Linked DNA regions of Homo sapiens: region 1 is linked to region 2. The links are chromatin loops, found by intact Hi-C in ENCODE. Cell type or tissue: A673. All regions are shown on one strand. Each heading gives the region's core, and the rest is flanking DNA. Links, peaks and the distances in the headings are about the cores only. Region 1 has its middle 31 kb from the start of LMNTD1. Region 2 overlaps RASSF8 (Ras association domain family member 8).

The links. Peaks named below come from ENCODE experiments on the same cell type or tissue, not always from the same donor. Only the 100,000 strongest peaks of a DNase experiment are listed, where the experiment ranks them.
Region 1: it touches region 2 in a loop (2.5-fold over the local background); 21 of 110 quality-filtered maps call a loop at or near these places.

Annotation. Positions count from the first base shown.
Region 1 is chr12:25,582,421-25,585,345 of GRCh38, forward strand. It overlaps a transcript of LMNTD1 not described here. Among named protein-coding and RNA genes, the nearest start is that of LMNTD1, 31 kb to the left of the region's middle. In A673, for the core only: a CTCF peak has its summit at 1,216; no DNase peak of the experiment used is centred there.
Region 2 is chr12:26,016,274-26,019,198 of GRCh38, forward strand. The region is part of intron 2 of RASSF8 (Ras association domain family member 8); the gene reads left to right. Among named protein-coding and RNA genes, the nearest start is that of RASSF8-AS1, 58 kb to the left of the region's middle. In A673, for the core only: a CTCF peak has its summit at 1,533 (motif pointing left); a DNase peak (open chromatin) is centred at 1,508.

The DNA.
Region 1 (2,925 bases), core at 105-2,604, 430 kb before region 2:
CTTTAGATAAGTCTGTCTCCAAATGGTGATCTTGCTCAGAAGCCTATAAAGAATCAAACAAAACACTTAGATCATGAGAAAAGTGGAATATTCAATAGGAGACCTCAAAGTGCGGAAACATTAAAACTTCATGGGCTCCGAATAAATTTTTGGAAGTTGCAGATGGCTTCTCATGAAACCATACATCTGGAAAAAACTTTTTAAAATATGACAACCTAAATTTGATATTTAAATAAGACTGTGTCAATACTCTATAAGCAGAGTTATGTGAGAAATCATCTGTATTTGATTTTCATAATCATTTTTATAGTATCTGCTAATTATAGAATTTTAGAGTTAGGAGATAGTTTGCAATGCTAACTACGAAATGCACACCAAACCTATACCTGAAAACTTTTGTCACCTAATATATAATAAGTTATTTAAGCAGTTTATTTATTTATTTGAGAGTAGGTCTCACTCTGTTGTCCAGGCTGGAGTGCAGTAGCACGATCATGGCTCACTGCAACCTTGACCTCCAGGGCTCAAATGATCCTCCTGCCTCAGCCTTCTGAGTAGCTGAGACTACAGGTTCGTGACACCATGCCTGGATAATTTTTTTTTTTTTTTTTGAGACGGAGTCTCGATCTTTCGCCCAGGCTGGAGTGCAGTGGTGCTATCTCGGTATCTTGGCTCACTGCAAGCTCTACCTCCCGGGTTCACACCATTCTCCTACCTCAGCCTCCCGAGTAGCTGGGACTACAGGTGCCCGCCACTGCGCCTGGCTAATTTTTTTTTTTTGTATTTTTAGTAGAGACGGGGTTTCACCGTGTTAGCCAGGATGGTCTCCATCTCCTGACCTCGTGATCCACCCGCCTCGGCCTCCCAAAGTGTTGGGATTACAGGCGTGAGCCACCGTGCCCGGCCGGTAATGTTTTTAAAAAATTTTAGTAGAGCCGAGGTCTCACTATGTTGCCCAGGCTGGTCTTGAACTGCTGAGCTCAAGCAATCCTCATTCCTTCTGCCTCCCATAGTGCTGGGATTACCAGGCAACCACACCTGGCCAAAAATATCTTTAGACAATATAGGAACACAGATTTTATTTTTACCCTTTTTAATCCCCTTGCTCCTATTTGAGATATCATATCTCATTCTTAAATGTGCCTTGGATTTCCCCGTATCTTTTTGAATCTCAGTGATTCAATTCTAATATTTTGTCCTTGTAATCTTGTACCTGGGTTAATGCACCAGCCTCCGCTGGTAGAGGGAGCCACAAGTGCAGAGATCTGAGATAGGACCTGGCAAAGAGCCTAGTAAGGCTGGGAGAGGGAGCAGAGAGTGATGGGGATGGGCTTAGACAGTGATAAGAAATGAGTGAGAGGCGAAGGAGAGGCCAGAGCCTCAGGGTCTTATCAGTACAGGGGGAGGACTTTGGCTTTCCTCTGAGAGAGAAGGAAAATCACAAGCCAGGGAACCTTGAGCCAATGAGTGTCATGATCTGGCTTGTGTCTTTAAAGGACTACTTTGGCTTCTGTGTTGAAATTAAGAGAATAAGAAGCAGAGAGACCAGAGAAGATGAGACTGCTTCCATCATCCAGGGAGAGCCTATGGCACCAACCTCCAGAATGGTGGCAATGGAGGTGATGAGATGTGTTCGGACTCTGGATATAGTTTGAAAGCAAAGCTGGCAGAATTTGCTGGCAGATTAGATAGGAAGTGTAAGAGGAAAAGAGAAGACAAGATGACTCCAGGGATTTAGACCTGAGCAATGAGAGGAATTGAGCTGCCAATTTATATATATCAATAATATATGTGATGAATATATATGATGTATACAATATATTTATGATTTTTCTCACTTAAAGCACAATTGAAACAATCAAAAATTAACTTTGAGGTAGGCTAAGTGGTTGACCCAAGGTTGTCTTGCTAAGAAGGGACAAGCTTGGCCTTGAGCACTGCTCAGTGTAACCACTGAACCTGTACTCTTTAAGCTATGGCACATCAGCTCCTACACATACCTTTAGTTTTTGGTCAGCAAAAGTCCTATATGATGTTTTGACTTTCGAGAATTGACTTCTAATGCACGGATTTTATATGCCTGAGGACATTTTATAGACCTAATCAGGTATGCAGAATCCAGGTTGCCAGCTCTAGTCCAGAACTCCAGAACTCCAGGTCTCCCATCTTGCAAATGTGACTACATGTAATGCTTTGACAAATAGTAAAGAAACGCATTTTAACATCTGGTTTGACATCTGCAAAGAATGATTCCTTTTAAAATACAACTAACAGGGTTAAAACTTATTTGGAGACTTAAGGAACATAAAATCATAGCTTCAAAGTCGATTATATCATGATGGTATTATTTGCATTTGTTTTCTTTTGGCCACGTGGAAAATTTTCATCATAGACTGGGGTCTAATACTTATTCAGTAAGGAGTGTTTTTCCATGGCTGAAAAATACAAATTTGGTCCTAGAGGTCGTAGATGTGAGTTCTAAAATATTTTATTTATATCATATTTTCAAACTTTCTTTGCATCAAAAGAAATACTAGTTGAAACACTTCTCAAGTAAAACGGATTATACTTGCTGAAAGCATTACTGGTTTTTATTTAAGTTGCTGATTTTTTAATAAAGGGTCTGACCTTGAGGACAGCTGCCAGTTGGCAGAAAGCACAGAGGAGATGAGAAGAGAGTCTGGGGCCAAAATAAACACCCGAGTCTGACAGTTGTGTCCCATGGACTCTTTCATGTGTCTGTAAGACATTCAGGGTCTTGGATTTGAACATTCCTTCATAAAGGCTCACCCTCAGCAAACTCTCTGCTCTTCCAGTTTCATTGGCAGTCTAAAAACCTGGCAGCATCCTTGGGTTCTGCTTGTTAAGACTTGTGAAATACTATGGACTTGGGCTGCAACCTTCAGCTGAATTTAGATGTAGGAA
Region 2 (2,925 bases), core at 237-2,736:
CTCCCTGGTTTTAAAGTCTAATAACCAGTGCTTTTGCTTTGCTGTTTTTGCTTTGGTTATAGTGGTCCTTTAAATAAAGAGTTAGCTTCTCCTTTGGCCTGAGATTTTAAGATCTTCCCAATAATCTTTAACTGTAGCCCTCATGTCCAGATGTTTTCTTGCCGTGTTACCTTAATATGCACATTTTTGCTGCCTGTTCTGGAAGTTCACAATTTGGAACCTGGGGTACAGGAAGGGGAGTGATCTTTTTGTTGATATTGTTATCTACATGTAAGAATCTGTGCGAAAGAGCTTTATAAATTGCAGATTTTATATTGAGTGGGCAAACTGTTTTTAGGTAATTCTAACTATAAAATATAAAATTTCTAAAAATCAACAGACTTCCTTCAGAGTTTAAGTTGCTTATAAAATTAGTTTGTTGGCAGTTATCCACGTCAGTCCATTTCATAAGGTGTGAAAATATTTTCTTCTTCCTCTTTTTCTTGCCTAATGTTACTTGATTTTCATCTATCCTGTTGAATAGTTGTTTATTTTTGTGATTTTCTACTCACATTAACAAAACAGGATAGATAATGAAAATATCATCTGAAGTTCATTCATTAGTTGAGATCTTTTTCTTTTCATTTCTAGTGGTTTGTAAAATTGACCTAATTCTTTCATTTATCTGCTGTGTACAAACTAGACAAGTATTTTTTTCCACAAATTTATTTGCTTCATGTTTTTAGTACTTTCCACTGGAATTTTTTTTCCTATGTGTGAATAATATTAAATGAGGAAACATTCTTACTTGGTTTTCTTTGATTTTTCATATGGGAATAAAAAGCTATTTAGCCATAAGTAAATGAAATATTTTTTTAAAAAAATTTTTGGTTGCTTTTGTCTTTATATCAATATTGTTAATTATAAGTAGGAATATTTATCCTAAGTTACACAAAGAAGAATTAGAAAACAGTGCTTTCTGTTGCACATTCATTTGCTGGAATTGGATATCAATCTTTGTCCAATCAGGAGAGAGAAACTGCATGATAATTTGAATAGGGAAAGTTTAATGTAAAAGCCTATAAATATAACCAGGGATTGGAAGTTAGAGATTGATAAGAGGTGAAGAGACTCTCAAGAATGTAAGACTAGCAGATGTAATATTATATAATATGAACTTAAGAGCTACTACTACTAAGGCTGAGATAGAATGCCCAAAGAAGAGGCCCCCTGGGACTGTGATCCATATCATGTTGGAGAGGGCCTGGCTCAGGCTCACTGGAAAGCAGAGAAGTCACCTTGTTGATGGAACTTACCAGTAATCCACTTTACTAGGGAGGTGTCTTGCCAGGGGCAGTCTACCAAAAACGCACCCAAGGTGAGTGTTGAGGGAACCTGCTGGTTGCTGCTGGCTCTTGTACACTGTAGGAGCTGGTCACAGGAGAAGCTGCATTTGCTGCAGGACCTGCAGACTGGGGAAGCCCCCATGCCACAGGAGGACCCCAGAAAGCAAAAGCCGCTCCTCTTGCCCTTTCCTGTGTCTCACTAGTGCCCTCTCTTGGCAAAACTTCACATGGAGTGACTATCTAGGAAAAAGTATTTTAAGGGTCCAGATCCATTTTCATAAAACAAGCAAAAAGGTTGAAGTTGGAACAGAGGCAATCATTAACAGCCCACACAACCCGAAAAGTCTTTCATGGTGAAAAACCCTTTCCCTTTCCCATTGGCTATGATAGTTTGTGAGATCACGTGATTTCATTTCTACTGAAATGTCTGTAAGAGTTATATGGATTGTTAGACATACTGATTTATTAACTTTTGTTAACATTTATTAATATTTTTCATTGGAGGATATCTGTATTCTTGAGATGAATCTTTGAGAATTTCTGTGTCACTATAAACACCAGTTTTTGTTTACTTTTTTTAAAGGATTGCTTCATTTAATCATGTTTCTTAGCTATATCCATTAGAATATAAATTTAAATGCTATGCAAGTCATTTAAATTTGTGTAGCAAATTTAGCAAATTTGGAGCTGCCTATGAAGATTTTATTCTTAAACTATTTTTGAAATAGCTCTAGAACCTTTTTTTAATAAATCAATTTTTTAAATTTAAAAATTCTTTACATTATATAACTAGACTAAAATTTTCTAACATGTCACTTTAACATTTTTTTATTGACAGATAAAATTTATGTACTAAAAAAACTAAACTAAAAATAGGAATTTTTATAAAACCAAATGTGGATCACAGCATTAGTAACCATAGAATGTGATTTTAATTTCTTAGAGGATGATAAAGTTGTCAGGAAACAACACTTACAACTTGGAATCACTGACCAGCAATTACATAGTTGCGAGAACCAGCAGAAAGGGGGTGTAGGTGACCCTATGTTGTTCTTGTTGTACCCCATGCCACTCTCAGAGGAAAGAGGATGAATACTGGGTCAAACCAGGGATAATTACCTGCCCACCACAGGAGTCATTACAATGAGGAAGTAAATTGGCAGATTTGATACGGCCCCAGACCCAGTGTCTGATGTTGGCCTCTTGGCAATCAGATAAGTTATTTAGAATAACTGCTTCATGAGTTGCTTGAGTTGATGCATCCAAACTTGCCCAGTAAGCCTTTCTCAAGAGCTGGACTAAATTCTGGTAAATCTGGTCCTCCCATGCATCATGGCTAAGTGAGATTATTGACTTCCACCTGGCTTGGTTCAGCCATAGTGGTGAAGTGGTGTGGTATGCTGTCTTTTAATCAAACAGACATTTAGAGGAGGTCTTTTGGGTCATAGGTGGCATGGGGATGGATTGCACAAAGGTGACTGAGTAGTTAGTTGGCTCAGGTTATTATGGAGTGATCGTAGCTGTCCCTTGGAGAGTGTCTCTATTATGAGCAGTACAGAGTATACTCTATTGCGCTATATTCTTTCAAAATAATCTTAGT